Linked DNA regions of Mus musculus: region 2 is linked to region 1. Evidence: chromatin loops called from intact Hi-C (ENCODE). Cell type or tissue: gastrocnemius. All regions are shown on one strand. Links, peaks and the distances in the headings refer to the core of each region. The heading gives the core; the rest is flanking DNA. Region 1 overlaps Wdr70 (WD repeat domain 70). Region 2 holds the start of Gdnf (glial cell line derived neurotrophic factor).

Region 1 (8,327 bases), core at 204-8,203:
CTAAGACAGCCAGAATTACACAGAAAAAAATTCACTCAAAAAAAAAAAAAAAAAGTAAATCAAAAAAAAAAAAAATATTGTGCCACTAATTACTTCATTTAATGGAAAAAAAAAAGCTGATTGTAGTCTACAGCTTGCCACACTGTGAGAAAAAAACACCTATTCGGGAATGGCAGGAGACAGTGAGACCACATCAACATGGCCTGGGGGCCATGGAGTCATGCTGCTGGTCTTGCTCTTGTGTCAAACTCACAATCAGCTGCACTCCTAGCAAACAATGAAGCGAACAAATGTTCTTCCAGACAAGGATCAAGGTCTGGAGACAAATTTTAGAAAGTTCTATTGGAACAGCTTTTACACAGGTTTGCTAGTCTCTAAATATGGAACTTTAGAAATATAAAACTTAAATAAGAGAGATGGCTCAGTCAGTAAAATAACTACCATGTAAGTATGAGGACCTGAGTTCAAGTTCCCAGCACCTACCTTTTAACTACTTAAAAGGCAGGGCAAACATATCCAGGGATCCATCCCATAATCAGCCTCCAAACGCTGACACCATTCCATACACTAGCAAGATTTTGCTGAAAGGACCCAGATATAGCTGTCTCTTGTGAGACTATGCCGGGGCCTAGCAAACACAGAAGTGGATGCTCACAGTCAGCTATTGGATGGATCACAGGGCCCCCAATGGAGGAGCTAGAGAAAGTACCCAAGGAACTAAAGGGATCTGCAACCCTATAGGTGGAACAACATTATGAACTAACCAGTACCCCGGAGCTCTTGACTCTAGCTGCATATGTATCAAAAGATGGCCTAGTCGGCCATCAATGCAAAGAGGCCCATTGGACTTGCAAACTTTATATGCCCCAGTACAGGGGAACGCCAGGGCCAAAAAGTGGGAGTAGGTGGGTAGGGGAATGGGGGGGGGCTATGGGGGACTTTTGGGATAGCATTGGAAATGTAAATGAGGAAAATACATAATAAAAAAATATTAAAAAAAAAAAAGGCAGGGCAAAGTGCTGCGTGCCTACAATTCCAAATCGGGGAGATGGAGATGGGGCTTGTTGACTGCTGGTGTAGCAGAACTAGCTTACACACCCACACATGGGGCAAAGGGCAAAGAGTGCTTGTTCTGTTTGACTTCCACACACTGTGCTTACACCTGCCGAACTGAAAAGGTGATGAGTCAGTTTCCGTGGGCATCTTCTCCAACAGTCAGAGAAGCACATAACACAGCATCCTATGACTTCCATTCTTTGGGAATGGTCACTAGCTGAAAAGATCAACTCATAACACAACTAAAACAACTGAGACAGAGAAACAGGGATAACTTTGATTACACTATATCCAGTTGTGAAAACAAAACAGAAGAGCAGCTGCCACTGCTGACACCATCTTCACTGAACGTCGGGGATTAACCTGTAATACCAACGCTTAGGAGGCGGAGGCAGGAAGATCACAAACTCAATGCCAGCCTCAGCTACATACTGGGACCCTGATTACCCACACCCAAATGAAACCTTTTACGGTAAAATGAAACATAAGTAAAGTAGCCAAAAGATGAGGAATATACAGGAAGAGAACAAGAACTGGAAGAGGCAAAAACAAGAATAAAAGATGAAGAGAAAGGAATTTAACACAGTGTAAAAGATGGTGGTGGTAGGAATTATCCTTAGGTGCAATGGGGAAGGTTCAGTGAGAGCAGACAGGGCATGCCACAGGAAGAGAAGCCAAGAAGGTCTTGAGTCAGAGGACAAGGCGCACTGTGGGGAGAAATGAGACGATACAAACCAGATGCCCAAGGCAGTCTTTCATGACCATGAGAGGTGGTCAAATGGAAAACCACATTTTTCTCAGAAAAACACAAGGTTTGATTAAAATCTTAAAAAGAAACCTAAACTTTTAGATAGAAGTGTATTTCCTCTAAAAACAGAATTTTAAGTTATCATTTAAAGTACACAGTGAACTTTTTAACTAAATCATATTTAGGAGCTGAAGAGGCCCTGCAGGGGGAAAAGGTATACTGGGGTAGATCCAAGATTCCACAGGATGGGAGGGAGAACTAACTCCTGAAAGCCACCCTCCAAACCGAGTGCACAATGAATTATGGATTGCAAAGTAACATTATTATGACATGGGAACTGAATTTTATATAATTTACTTTGGCAGGATTATTATCTAAAAAGCTACCTTTTGTTTGATCAGTTATAGTTTTCATATCTTGTTTGGTTTTGTTCTTCTGTCTTTCTATTTGTATTTCTGCGAGGTGGTCTTTTGTAGCCAAGGCTGTACTCATACTATTACCAAAGCTGGCCTTGAACTCTTAATCCTCCTGCAGCATGGCTCAAGTCCTGAGATTCCAGGCAAGCACCACCAGAATAGAAAACGGAAGGTCATGAAAGCCCTCACGCAGCTCCCTCTGAGCCTCTTAGCCCATACATTCTAACACACTCAACCATGCTGTTCTTCAACTAGCCACTCTAACACAATCAGGTCCTCCTCTGACATGGTTTTGATGAAGCAGAGAACATCTCAAACACCATTTCCACATACATAGTGAAACTTTACATCAGCAACATTTGCAATTCACATACACATTATCTTGACAGATGTTTACCACAATGTAGGTTTGGATATTTACACGTTAAAAAAATTGTATTTGAAATATGCCTTGTATTATCTACATGCACTAGTGCACCCTCCCCAGAAGACCTTGATCACTGAGAATAAAGGGGCTAGTGAAGTCGCTGAGTGAGCGAGAGCTAGGCTAGGCAAGCATAAGGACTTGGACTTAAAGCCCACATTAAAAATAAACCCTGTGACCTAGCGCTGTGAGACAGAGATGAGAGGACTCCTGAGGACTGCTGCCTGTAAGCCTCGCTCTAGATTCAGAGATAGAGAGAGAGAGAACAAGTGAGTGAGTGAGTGAGTGAGTGTGAGTGTCTCAAGGGAATAAGGTGGAGTATGACAGAGCAGAGCACACATACAGGTGCATATACCAGACACCACACACATACATACACACTACACAGACATGCACACTTAAAACGAATAGAAGAGGGGAAGGGAAAAGAAAGGAGAAAGGGTCCCGACGATCGTGGTACACTCAACAGAAGGTTACTAGATGATTGGTGAACAAAATCAGATTGCTCAGAGGCAGAAAGAACTTGACTGGATAAGGGCTTAAAATGGCATTGCCAAGATAACTGTGGTAGAGTCATCCTGCCTGAGTGCCTCTAAGCAAAACTGAGAAGAGACCAGATTTGGCATGATTTAGTGAAGTACCTAGAGACAAAAGTGACCAGTAGCAAGAACGGCCATTCTGTCATTCAACAGTATTTCTGAGGGGCCTCCTTGATGCCAGGTACCTTTATGGCCACTGGAGATAGAGTAGTCCCAAGACAATGTGAATGCTTACTCTGGGTAGAAAAGAGACAACGGGCCAGGAGTCAAGACCTCCAGAAGACTGAAGCACTGTCGAGCACGGACAAGAGCAGTAGGCCAAGGGGTCACTGACTTGAACTACAACGGAAGCAAAGATCCAAGCGAGACAAGGGGGCACCAAGAGCTTTGGGCACCATGCAGATACAGGACAGAAAAAAGCAGAGGCTCCACCTGGACCATTCTGCTGCTTAAAGGAAAGCAGAGAGGACAACATAGCTAGAGAGACATGAACAGGTCAGGAAAATAAAGGGGATAAAGTCTAAAATTTCTGTAGGAATCAAGTTAAGCTAGACCTCAGAGGCCAAGGCAAGGGACCTGGACTGCTTACAAATGATAGGCATGAACTAGAGGCTTGAGAGTAGGGACATGACAAGATTAGACTTCCGTTGTTTAGTGTGAGTAGAGAAATGAGTATCCTCTGACCTTACAAATAACATCATGATATAAAGTGCCCATGTGCCGATAAAGTGTACCCTAAATAAGAATCTATTAGCTAAAACGCTCTAAGACGAGACAATTATTCCAGCCTTTGTCTCAGTCTACAAGTCACTTGTGACAGTTTATAGAAGTTATTATTTATCAAAGGTCTGGCTAGGCACGATGGTGTGAACCAGTAATCCTAGCACATGGGAGGGAAAGGGGAGATTCACAAACTCAAGGCCAGCCAGACCTGGCTCTAAAAAAAAAAAAAAAAAAAAAAACACTTTCTCTTCCTCTCTAAATAGGAGACAATTGGAATAAAAATGTCTCTCCTTCCCCCTAGTGCCCACTTCGGAGAATGAGGTCTTCACCCTCAGTGAAGCCCAGTGGAAACAGAGTTCTCTAGAAGAAAGCCTCTAGCAGCCTCTGCTGACAGCACTTCGCAGGTGTAACGTTTTAAATAGTAACTATCCTTTGAACTTAAAAGTCAGTAAGCTTCCTCACGGTGTTTTAAAAATAAAACAACTCTTCAAAGTCAACTTCGAGTTAAACTGACCAAAAGCGATAACGAAACCAACAGGTCTGGCAGACCGTCAGGAGGAGCGGGCTTCACCGCCACGCCTCGGAACCTAAGCTCAAGACCACTGCGGTGGTGGCAGGGAGAACCGACTCCTCAAAGCTGGCCTCTGACTCCACGTGCTCCTGCTTGCACACATGCACACACTCACCATATTTACAAGTAAATTAACAGTCTAAAACAGCAGAGGATGGCAGTGACTCAGGGCAGTCCGGTCACACGCGGCGACCCTCACTCTGCTCCTGTGAACTGTTTCACTGTCACGGCGCCTCAGAAAGACTTGACGAGACCCCCGCAACTTCCAATCCTCACCCTTTCTTTCCCTACCCATGAGGAGGAGACTGACGGATACAGGTGGTTGGCAGTGGGCAAGGCCAAGGGGATGAAAGGCTTCAGACAGAAGACAGAGAAACACAGTGGTGGCCCAAACTTGGACTGTCATCTACCAAGAACGTGCCAGCCAGGGAGTCAGACAAAGTTCATGGATAACAGGTGTTCACCACTCAAAAGTCACTGTTACATTTAGCCTTTAGTTACAGTCATAAAACTCAAACTGGCCATTTTCTGTAGTAATGTGAAACAGGATAGCAACGGAAACCTGAGGACAATGAAACCCGCAATAATTCCAAAGTCTCCGTCCGTTCCATTACGTGTTGTAACCTCCTTTGCCTTATAAAAGATAAGATTATGTACAAACGGAAATTTTTAAAATATGATTTTTCAATTCTTTTCTCTGACATTTTCCATCTAAACTGTTGTTGTTTATTTAATTCGAAGAAAAATATAAATAAATCCTCAAGTTCTATTTGAATGAACAATTACCACTAACCTCCACATAAGCAAAGCCTAATAAAGAATGAGTAAAAAGCAAGTTTGACATTAAAAGCAAATAATATATTAACATTTCTAATGCATTAGCTTGAGCAGTGACGGCAACCACAATGCTAGCTAACTACTGAAGGAAACGCACATATTTAAGAGGGTTGCAGATGCTGACCCTTGCCAGAATGCTTGCCCAGCATGGGCAGTGAGGATGTCTAATCCAAAGGAAACTCCAAAAGGCTATCCAAATATCCACGATGGGCTCAACCTGGACTGTAAGAGGATTTCTGGCAGTCAGATAAAAGCCAGCATTCCTTAGGAACTTGTGAAACTGTCTCCCATCTACCAAAGAAGTCATTTCCCTTATAGGGACATATGGTTACCTGTGGTGCCTATGAGCACTGCAAAGCTCATGCTGGCCTCCAGCTGCCTCTAGCTGTCCTCTCCCTCATATCTACAATAAACCCTTGCCCTGAAAACATACCACACAACAGTCAGGTCTTCAGTTTGCACAGAGGCCCTAGGTTAAATTTCCCCATTGAAAAGTAAGAGAGCTGGGCATGGTGGCGCACGCCTTTAATCCCAGCACTTGGGAGGCAGAAGCAGGCGGATTTCTGAGTTCGAGGCCATCTTGGTCTACAGAGTGAGTTCCAGGACAGCCAGAGCTATATAGAGAAACCCTGTCTCGAAAAACCAAAACACAAACAAACAAAAAAAGAAAAGTAAGAGAGAGCCAGCCACAGGGGTTCAAAGCTGTGATCATCAAATTAAAGGGTGGGGGGGGGTGCTTTTCCATGTCCCAGGGCAGTGTGGGCTGGAAAAAAGGCAATGCACTGACACTTTACTAGTGCAGTCTGCAGTGTCCTAGTGCAGTCTGCAGTGTCCTAGTGCAGTCTGCAGTGTCCTAGTGCAGTCTGCAGTGTCCTAGTGCAGTCTGTAGTGTCCTAGTGCAGTCTGTAGTGTCCTAGTGCAGTCTGTAGTGTCCTAGTGCAGTCTGCAGTGTCCTAGTGCAGTCTGCAGTGTCCTAGTGCAGTCTGCAGTGTCCTAGTGCAGTCTGTAGTGTCCTAGTGCAGTCTGTAGTGTCCTAGTGCAGTCTGTAGTGTCCTAGTGCAGTCTGTAGTGTCCTAGTGCAGTCTGTAGTGTCCTAGTGCAGTCTGCAGTGTCCTAGTGCAGTCTGCAGTGTCCTAGTGCAGTCTGTAGTGTCCTAGTGCAGTCTGCAGTGTCCTAGTGCAGTCTGCAGTGTCCTAGTGCAGTCTGTAGTGTCCTAGTGCAGTCTGCAGTGTCCTAGTGCAGTCTGCAGTGTCCTAGTGCAGTCTGTAGTGTCCTAGTGCAGTCTGTAGTGTCCTAGTGCAGTCTATAGTGCCCTAGTGCAGTCTGCAGTGTCCTAGTGCAGTCTACAGTGTCCTAGTGCAGTCTATAGTGTCCTGGTACAGTCTATAGTGTCCCAGTGCAGTCTATATGGTCCTAACTAGCACTGTTCTAGCTCTTCCCTGTCCAGCCCTAGCCATCAAAACTCACTTTACAAAGGGAAGTGGTTAGGACATAGGGACAGGATTCCATCTCATTCTCCCTTAGGGTAGCGCTAGCAATCACTAACTGCATTTATAAAGAAGGCTGGGATCCTGGTTCTTACAGAAACCTTTTGACCTACATTTCTTCATTTTCTATCTCTGAAATGATCCAATCAACTCAGGACACCCCAAGATCAACTTCTCAATACCAAGGAGACAAAGAACAGAGAATAAGAAACAAGGCCATGAGACAGAGAAAGAAAGAGAAGGGGAAGGGAACAAGGGAGGTCCAAGAGTAGGGGACAAAGGACTGCCTCTGGATACAGGAGTCAGATGTGACCCAAAGGAAAATGGCAGTTTATAAAGGTACAAGAGGAAACCCCATGTTAGGGTGAGGTGTTTAATTTTAATTGGGCTTGTTAATTAGGTGAGCCAAAAGGGGCTTTTGATTGCTAGACTTCAATACTTTGATAGCTGGACCTTAGAAGTCAGCCTCAGGAGAAGGAAGTGGTCAAAATGAGGGAATGGACCTTGATGGCTAGCTTTAGGAATGTGCTCTAGGGCTGGAGGATGGCTCAGCGGGTAAGAGCACTGACTGTTCTTCCAAAGGTCCTGAGTTCAATTCCCAGCAACCACATGGTGGCTCACAACCACCCGTAATGAGATCTGATGCCCTCTTCTGGTGCGTCTGAAGACAGCTACAGTGTACTTATGTATAATAATAAATAAATCTTTGGGCCTGAGCAAGCGGGGCCAACCAGAGCGAACAGATGTCCAAAAAAAATTCAATTCCCAGCAACCACATGAAGGCTCACAACTATCTGTACAGCTATAGTGTACTCACATACATAAAATAAATACATAAATAAATAAATCATTTTTTTTAAAAGGAATGTGCTCTAAAGGCAAGAGAGAGAACGGGGAAGAAGGGCGAGCCCCGCCAGAGCCGTGCTGGCCACGATCAAGCACTCAATCTCTACTTCCATTCTGATGTATGATTACAAAACTAAAAAAAGGCAGAATACCAAAAAAGTAACAGTTTTAATATAAAAACATTCAATTCCACTTGACCTCACACACAGTGGGCTAGTCCCTCCCACATTAAAGAAATGACCTCCATACCTGACACCCAGATCTCACCTGAAGCTCCCTCCTCTCTGATGACTCTAGTTTGTGTCAAGTTGACAGAAAACTAACCAACAGGAAGGGAAATGTGAGACAAAATGTTAATCAACATGGAAGACGGAAAAGGGGCACTGAGGATTTGACTGGGATCCACTGGAAACCAGCAAACTCCTTTGTCAGAGACATCTAGTAGGCGAAAGGAAGTAAAGTCTGACTGGGCTGTCATTCGGGGCTTCTGTTTTAGCCTATTCTGATGGAAGATTCAGACATGTCCATAAGAGAATTGGGCACTTAGCTGCATGTTAGTTTTAGAAACAATGGGGTTACCATAAAACCTCCTTTAAAAAAAAATTAATCGAATTCAACTGAGGGAAAGTTATGTTATTTACTGCTATAACTTGTTTCATTAAAGTGTCACTGTCCCTAAA
Region 2 (8,327 bases), core at 328-8,327, 250 kb before region 1:
TCCTTCCTCCCTTAAGTTGCTTCTTGTGAAGCATTTGGTCTCAGTGATAAGAAACTAATATGAACGGGTAAGCTTATGAAGGAAGGAAGTTGTTGAACAGAGGAACAGCTAAGACTCCAAGTGTCTGCCACTGACACAGCTTTTTCTGTGTGAACAACCACTGTACAAGGAAAGTGGAAAGGGACCCCAGACAGGGCCCTCAGCAAAGGGCCGAAGCTGTTGTTTCTGAGACATGAACAATTTGGATTCAGATGGCTGGCCCAGGCATTGCACCTGATCTGAGGTCTGCGCATCTCCAGGGCGACCTGGCATCTCCGAGGAGGCCTGATTAAGAAGTTCAGTCCAGCTCAAATGTTTTGTGAGTGCCTAGCAGCAGATACTTGCACTAAAGAAGTTTAAATGGGAGATCAACAGAGAGCTCTGCAGTTGGTAGCAGGAGCAGAAGCCAAAGAACACCAGGAGGAAATCAGGGAGTGAGCGAGGAGCTGAATAGTCCAGGCAGCTAAGCCCCGTTAGTAGGGACAGGCAGATGCCTGGTTTTGAGGGGGCAGACGGATAACCCCAGCCCAGAGCTGCATCCTGAATGACCTTCCAGTTCCTGGACTTCAATCCAGTTTTCGTGAGGCCTGGCTGAGTGGCCTTTCCGGAAGGCTTTTGGGTGACACGTGGCTGAGTGGAGGAGATTCCGGTCAGCCTTCCTTCCACAGTTAACTCAGTGGCAACTGTCCCCTGGAGCCCCTCACCTGATCAACACACTACTCAAGGCCTAGCACACAGCAAGAGCTAAATAAGTCCAGGCGTTTTGTTGTTACTGTTGCTGTTGTTTCGTTTTGTTTTGTTTTCGGGCCTGCCTAGTGAAAAGCTTTAAAATGAAAAATTAAAAAATTAAAAATCATATATGATTTAAAAAAAAACCCAGCACTGATTCAAGTCAGCTTTGGATTCCAAAATAATGCTGGACTGAACATGGATACATTTTCCCTCAGCCCATTTCTAAGCCCATGTACACTGCTACTATGCATCTATCAAAGAAGGAAGCACCCATCACACTCTGTAGACAACAGAGAGCATCCTTGCTTCCCTGCAAGGTGTTGTTGAAAGAGCTGGTTTGCACTAGGTTTAATCTCTCAATCACAGTAAGTTAGAAAGAACAATTTCCCTGCCCACAATAACTTCACTGATAAGCCTCTAAAGTGGCTGATCTTTGACTCTGGGTACTTGTAATAATATGTCATCTTCCCCCCCACATTGCCACACACATTACCCCTATCTATTGTCTCAGCTTCTTCCAGAACACATACTCCCCAACAACTGGATGAGTCATAAGAGGAGAGGGGTGTAGATGTCAATTGAGCCTGTTTATGCTTTCACCTTCTCCGACTAATAAAATTAAGGAGGTCCTACTACATTCAAGCCCGGTCGGTGGCTGCCGGTAAACAGGTTTCCCTAGCAGAGACCTACCTTATTTAGCACATATCAAAGACAGACCGGATTCCATACCTATGTGGATGGGACGTATTTACAGTTCAGCCATATGCAAAGGGTGCAAGAGCCTGTCCTCCTCTTGTCCTCTACAAAGAAGGCTCCTGGCTTCTGGTGTTCAGCTAACCAACAGGAGAAAATGCAGAAAAAGGTCTGTCCTCTCCCCCTTTTTTCAGAGCGCTAGAAGGAAGGCTGAGTCCCTCTCGCTGGAAACTGCACCCAGTCCTTGCTTAGGTTCGCCAAATAACTTTTTCAAAACTCTTGAACAAAGGCAGGTTTATGCCCTACCTTCCCTGACCTCTCCCTGATCAAGTGATCTTACGCCTCTGGAATTGTGATTTTGAATGTATGTGCCTACCCCACGTCTGGTATTGTATTACAACAGCATGGAAATGAAGCCTAGGTCTGAGAAGCCGGCCAACCTCAGAAGCCTTCTTCATTGCCGGCCATGTAATACATGATATGCAAAGCCTCTGACTTCAGCCAGCAGATATTTGGAGACCGTGTTGGCCCTAGCCTGGGGACTAAACTAATGTGTGTTTAGGTCAGAAAGCGAATCAGAAAAGCCACTGGAGGGCACGTCACGCAGTGAGAGCTCTATAAATGCATCCCCACTTGCAGCGTGCCCTGGCAAACACTCTGTTCTCCTCTCTCGGCTGTTCCGCGCTTCTTCTTCTCGGTGCTGGGAAAACTTCTCGGTGCAGGCTGCTTGTCTTCTCGCCCCTGCCTTCTGTCCTGCAGAAAACCGGGAGGGCAGGACACTCGGAGGAGGAAGGACAGCCTTCGAAGGGGACGAGGAAAGCGCCGAGGTAGCCTCCAGCAGGCAGAGCGCCCTCCCTCGGAGCGCCAGACGCTTTTACCAAGTTGCGATTGCCCCCTGGGGCTGCTGTGAGCCGAGCTCAGCGCACGTTCCTGTGGATCTACCCTGCTAGAAAACGCGAGCCCCGCCGCGGTTCCTGCAAGCCCCGTGAAGAGGCTCTCGGAGTCACCCACTCGCACCCCGCACCGGGCTCCCGCAGCTCCGGTGCCTTTTGCCCGGATCTCCGTCCCTCCCCCACACTCAGGCCGCCGTTGCCGCCGGACCCCCTCCCCTCCCCCCTCCCGGTTCGGCGCCCCCCTACTCCCCAATCCCGGCCCTCTGGCCCGGGCTCTCCACGGCCAGCCTGCGCTCCTGGCGCCCTCATGTCTTCAAGGGACTGCCAGCGCGGTTTGACGTGGTGTCTCGTTCGGATCTCCAGGCAAGACCTCGGCAGCATCAGACAGGCCCGCCTCGCACTCGCAGCCACCGCGCCCCGAGGAGGTGCAGAGTGAGGCGACCGCCTCGGAGCCACCCGCAGCGCCCGGGGCCCCGTGCTGCTCCAGCCCAGAGCGAGCGCCGCGCGCGCAGCCGTGCCACTCCTCAGCCAAGGCAGGGGCGGCTGCTCAGACTTAGTCTTCTTGGGGTCCAGGAGGCCGGTGTGCGAGGTGTCGGCAGCCTTCGCCCTCCTCGCGGCGGCGGCGGCGGCGGCTGGCACGGTGGCCGCCGCCTCCTGCGTGTCCTCGCTGCCCGGCGCGACCCCTGGATTGCGTGCTCTTGCTCCCGACCTTCTGGGCGGGGCCCCGCGCTCCTGCCCGAGGTCCGGATGGGTCTCCTGGATGGGATTCGGGCCACTTGGAGTTAATGTCCAACTGGGGGTCTACGGAGACCGGATCCGAGGTAAGAGAGGGAAACGTGCTGGAGGGGACAGGGCGGGCGGCGGTTGCGTCGTCTGAAGGCAGAAGGGCGCGGCTGGACCCCAAGCGGGCGACCGAGTGTAAAGTAGGAAGGCTAGGAACCGGAGGGAGGCTAGACTTGCGGAGGATAGGTTGTCTTTTCCGCTTGAACAAAAAAAGTACAGACAGAGACCCTGGTGTCCTGGAACCCTGAAAAGCCAGAGAAGGGTAATTCCCCTACCTCGCTCTGTACAGTCCTGGAACCCAGCGTGCGAGACTTGGCTAGCTACTAACCCACCGCAGCCAGCGTCTTTTCCAGAGTGCAACTGCAGCGTTATCATAGCTCGGAATGTTACTTACTGTTGAGCTTGTTTGGGTCTGTTCTGGGAGAAAGCTAAGCCCTGGGAAGGAGGGCTGCAAAGGTGCTGTGAACCTAAAAATAGAGGGCTCGCCTCCTCTAGAGAGATTTTGCAAAGCGGAATTCCTCCCCTCCTCTGGCCTTTTGCTTCAACTTTGTAAATGCCCTTATGCGGGGTCGAGATTAGGGAAGTAGCTCCTTACAGCGAGCGCCTCGGCCTTAGGATTCTGTCTGGAAAGACTCTTAGGAACCCTCCAGGTCCCCGCCAGGCCTTGGGGTGATTGTTTTAATTACCTCTTCCTCTTCTCTTTGGCACTCTGTGTCTCTTCCCCCAACACCCCCTCACCCCCACCCACACACTACTTTGTACCACTTCAAGGCAGATTTTGAATGGGGATGGTTTCCAGCCCCACGCAGGGAAAAGGAACCCATGAATCGGGAGTAGGAAGGCACTTTAACAGGTTCCTCCCTGCTTGCAATCTTGCCTGTAGCAGAATCTGCCTGCAGGGCGGATGGGTACACCACGGGAAGCTTGTCTAACTTAGCCCTGAGTTCGCCAAGTTTGTGCTCTTTGACCGGGATAAAGGCAACTCTGCCAGTTCCTTTAGGGAATATGTTAGAGAGCGCTCGACTCACGCTTCCTCGGTGTTTTGAATACGTGTTTAAGATGCAACTAGCCCAGTAATTATGCTCCTCCTCTCTCCAAACCTCCAAAGACGGATTCGCAGTTTCTTTCTTGCCCTGACCATGCCCTCCCTCTCTCTGAGCTTTGGTGGGGGAGGTGTCTTTTAAACAAGTGACAAGTGTGTAGTGTCCGGTTAGCCCGCGGCGTTTCTAGCCCGCATCTGCACGAGATTCTTGTGCTCTGGGGCCTAGAACTCTACCTTGGCTCCTCTAATAAACAGAACCACCCCTGGCTTTTTTCCCCGGGAAGCATCCCATATTTTCTCCCTTTCTCCATCTTGGGCTGGCCACTTATAGGGCAGTGGTAAGAGAATGCGTCCTCAGTCAAGGACACTGAGCACAGTGAATACAAGCAACAGATCTTTTAGTAATTTCTGCCCAGACCCTACAGGAAACACCCGAATTTATAGTAAACTCTCCTCCCAGGCCACCAGGTCTTGAAAGCAAATCCCAGACAAACTTTCCAGCCTGCTAGCCCCAAAATGTGCGGGGGGGGGGGGGGCACTGGTGGCAGGGAGCGGCCACCCACTGCAGAGTTTTCTAGGTGATAGAGGATTAGGGGGTCTAAAAGTAGGTTGCCAACCACCTCAGGTGAAATGAGGAGACAGGATATGGGGAAAGAGAATCAAAGAATAGAAACCCGAAAAGTGAGGATTCACATAAGGACGTCTATAGGTCCCTGCACTAGTATGGGGATATGTGGTAGAAACATTGGTTCTTCTACTGTTTTATATTTTTAAATGACAATCCAGCCTACCCGCCGCGGGAAGACAAGGCCCGAGCGGTTTCTAGTGCCCCCTGGTGCCGGGAACTCAGAATTGGTGAGCGGCGATTTGGCAGTCCCTACCGCGGCTTTTCTGAGCATCCTTCAGCCCCCGTCCTAGGTCCCACCTGGTGCCCAAATGCACAGAGCGATCCCTCTGCCCCGCTGGGATGAGTTGATCCCAGATGCAGAGTAGAACCGGCTTTCCAAGTCCGAGAGAGAATGGGGTTCACTTAGCAGAGTCAACCTCGGAGTAAAAGCTTGGTACCCCGCGCGGGCCGGTGCCTTAAGCACGCGCAGCAAAGGCCACGCGCGGCGGGAACTGGTCTGGCCAACGCTTCAGGGTAGAAATCGGTAAAAAGAAAAGTAGGGATGCGGGGCGGGGCCCAGATGGACTCCTTGGAAGAGCATCCAGGGAGATGCACACCCCATCCCCACCCGGGTGTTGGGGGGGAGCAAGTGCCACCAATTAAAGAGCGGCTCAGAGAGGAGCGAAGAGCGGGTCCCGCGTCTCTCAGAGAAGAGTGTTCCTGCACCTCCTCGGGATTGGGGGCGGGGTGCTTTCGGGAAGCCCGATGCTGCCCGCTTACAATAAGATGGAGAGTCTCCTTTGGCGAGGCAGAGAGTGAATGTTTCAAGTGTTTTCCTCCTTTGCCAGCGTCGCCTCGCTTCTGATCGAGGCTCGCCATGTCCAATTTTAAAAGCTTTCCGTGAGCCAAACTGAGATAGATAAATAAATAAATAAATAAATAAATAGGAAAACCCTCTTAATGCGGAAGGGAAATCTGGTGCCTCCGCCGCTTCCTGCCGACCGGCACGGCGATCCAGGACCGCGCCTTAACCCCGCGCCTCCCTGCCGCTCGGGACTGCCAGCCATTTCGCACGCACCCGAGAGCTGGCAAAGCTAGCACCCCGGAGGCCTTGCCTTCCCCCCCCCCCCCCGCTCCCCGCTCGCGAAGCGCCTCTCTGCACTGCTGCGTGAGGGGCGGGAGCCAGGGGAGTCTTTTTTTTTCCCCCTCCTCTGGGGTGTTCGAGCCAGCCCGCGCAGCCGGAACCCCGGAGCTGTGTGGTTCCGTCGCTTCCCAATCTCCGAACCCAACAGCTGCGGAGAAAACAGACGCCCAAGGGATGGAAAATGAATTCGTCTCCGCAGCAGTGGGAGGTGGCAGCCGAATTAAATGCTTTCCTAGTGGCCTTATCTAGGGACCTAGACTGGAATTCTGGGTGGAGATTGTGAGGGGCGGGAGGGATGTACCCCGGAAAGGAGAGAGAAGCAAAAGCCTGGAGACTAATAGGAAAGGTGCAGGGAGGTGTGTGTGTGTGTGTGTGTGTGTGTGTGTGTGTGTGTACCTGAAAACTGATTTGCCCTCCCCCATTAAAAATGTCAAGACTGTTTTCTCAAAATGCATGATTTACCTGATTTGAGAATGCTCCCCAGCCAATTCCCCATGCTGGAACAACGGGACTTGTGAGTGACAGAGTACCACCATACCCGAAGTGATTCAATCTCTCTTCCCCCGTCTCTTTGGATGGGACTTTTCGCCAAGTGAACATAGCCTTCTTTATTAGCAAGCTCACCCCAGACTGCAAGGCCTTCTTCCTTTCTAGAGATGTGAGGTCTTAAGAGTCCAAAGGACTCGGTGTTCAGGACTCTTACTACGGTCCTGGGTCCTGGAGTAGCTAGGGGAACCGAAAGATAGCATCTCTGCTGAGAGGGACAGAATTAGGACCAAAACTTCACAAAGCTGCAAAACTAAAATCAAGGGCGTGTTCGGGTATACCACGGAGGGCTTTAAATGTCAAGATAGATCCAGTCGCCGCCTACTAACAGTGGTAAAACATTTATTGGGCACTTTCTGGACTTGTTCGTGAGTTAATGATCCTAAGAAGTGGAACTGGTATTTTAAGCCAAACCGATGCTTCCGAAGTTAAGTGACTTAACTTGGCACTTTTATGCAGGCCAGAGTCTGCAAAGTCACATGAACTTGTTCTGGTGACATTTTTTTCTTTCACTTAGCCAGGATGTTTAAAAGGTAGACAGAGGGAGGGCAAGTGTTTCCACCAAGCCTGAGCCTACACCCTGCCTAGTTAGAAGAAAGGTCCAGCCTGGGACAGATAGGTGAGCTTGATTTTAGTCCCAGAGGTAAAAAGCCTGTTGTTTGCATCAGCGAAAGGATGGCTTCCAGAGCTCACATATGGGAGTTGCTGGGGAGGGGAAGGGTGGTCTCTGTCTGTCGAGGGCCGGGCAAAGGTAGCCAGATGGGGGCTACCCCGTGCGCCCCCGCCCCCCGGGAATATGGGATGTCGCGCGAGCCAGTAGAAGCAACGGGCCCGGAGTTGTGGTATAAATTTATGTCCATAATCTGACCTCTGGAAGTTGGAGGCTGGAGGACCGAAGAGTGGTCAGCAGTGCACCCGTTGGGAATGCGAGCTGCACCTGGGGTGTACCAGGGATGAAGGAAGATGGGCGGGCAGTAAACCAGAACAAGGGCGGGGTGCTTAGGGAAGCACCGATCAAAAGCAGTGCGGGCGGAGAGGCTGTGAGTTGGGAGCAGGTTGGGGGGGGGGGCAGGGAAGTGGTGAAGAGGCTGCCCTGCAGTCAGCACCAGGGTCCTGGGCGTCTGAGCCTAACTTGCCTGGTGCGGTTCTCTTCCCCGCTGCCCGCCCGCGCAGGTGCCGCCGCCGGACGGGACTCTAAGATGAAGTTATGGGATGTCGTGGCTGTCTGCCTGGTGTTGCTCCACACCGCGTCTGCCTTCCCGCTGCCCGCCGGTAAGAGGCTTCTCGAAGCGCCCGCTGAAGACCACTCCCTCGGCCACCGCCGCGTGCCCTTCGCGCTGACCAGTGACTGTAAGAACCGTTCCCTCCCCGGGGGCATCATCCGGCGGACCCCAGGGCACCCTACCGCAGCATGCACGCACGCAGTCACCCGGGCCAGCCGGGAAGGTTGTGCGCCTCTCCACTAAGTGGGAAGGGCTGGGAGGCCCTTAAGGGTACTCAGCTGCATGCCGCTGCCCAAGGGTTTCCAGGCGCCTTGCAAATACAGAGGATGTGGAATAGTGTCCCTTTATCATTCTCATCAACAAATATCCCACTATCGCCACCATCACAACCACAACCAGGGCACACACACATTGCCCCCAACCCCTTACTTCCCTGCCCCTCTAAGAATACACAGCAGGATCTTTCTTTTAAGGCTATTTTACTGTGCCTTGCTAAAACCCTCTTGCATTTTCATCCTGAACTGCACTTGCAAGGAGTTTTGTGAGAAAGGCCAGCCAGAGAGAAAACACAGAAGGACCTCCATTTCCAGAGCTAGCATCTGCCTAGTGTCAATTCTGTTCAGAA

The links. Hi-C counts contacts between places; a loop is a spot of excess contacts. Peaks named below come from ENCODE experiments on the same cell type or tissue, not always from the same donor. Only the 100,000 strongest peaks of a DNase experiment are listed, where the experiment ranks them.
Region 2: it touches region 1 in a loop (2.2-fold over the local background); 3 of 42 quality-filtered maps call a loop at or near these places.

What each region holds. Positions count from the first base shown.
Region 1 is chr15:8,061,195-8,069,521 of GRCm38, forward strand. All of the region lies in intron 5 of Wdr70 (WD repeat domain 70), which reads right to left. Among named protein-coding and RNA genes, the nearest start is that of Wdr70, 34 kb to the right of the region's middle. In gastrocnemius, for the core only: a CTCF peak has its summit at 4,293; a DNase peak (open chromatin) is centred at 4,548; H3K4me3 peaks cover 857 bases; H3K27ac peaks cover 564 bases.
Region 2 is chr15:7,807,937-7,816,263 of GRCm38, forward strand. It overlaps Gdnf (glial cell line derived neurotrophic factor), which reads left to right and starts at 7,614. Exons shown (of 2, transcript NM_001301357.1): 1 at 7,614-7,829. The coding sequence starts at 7,679. In gastrocnemius, for the core only: CTCF peaks have their summits at 2,246 and 5,014 (motif pointing left); DNase peaks (open chromatin) are centred at 2,416, 2,734, 3,137, 5,045 and 5 more places; H3K4me3 peaks cover 4,574 bases; H3K27ac peaks cover 1,107 bases.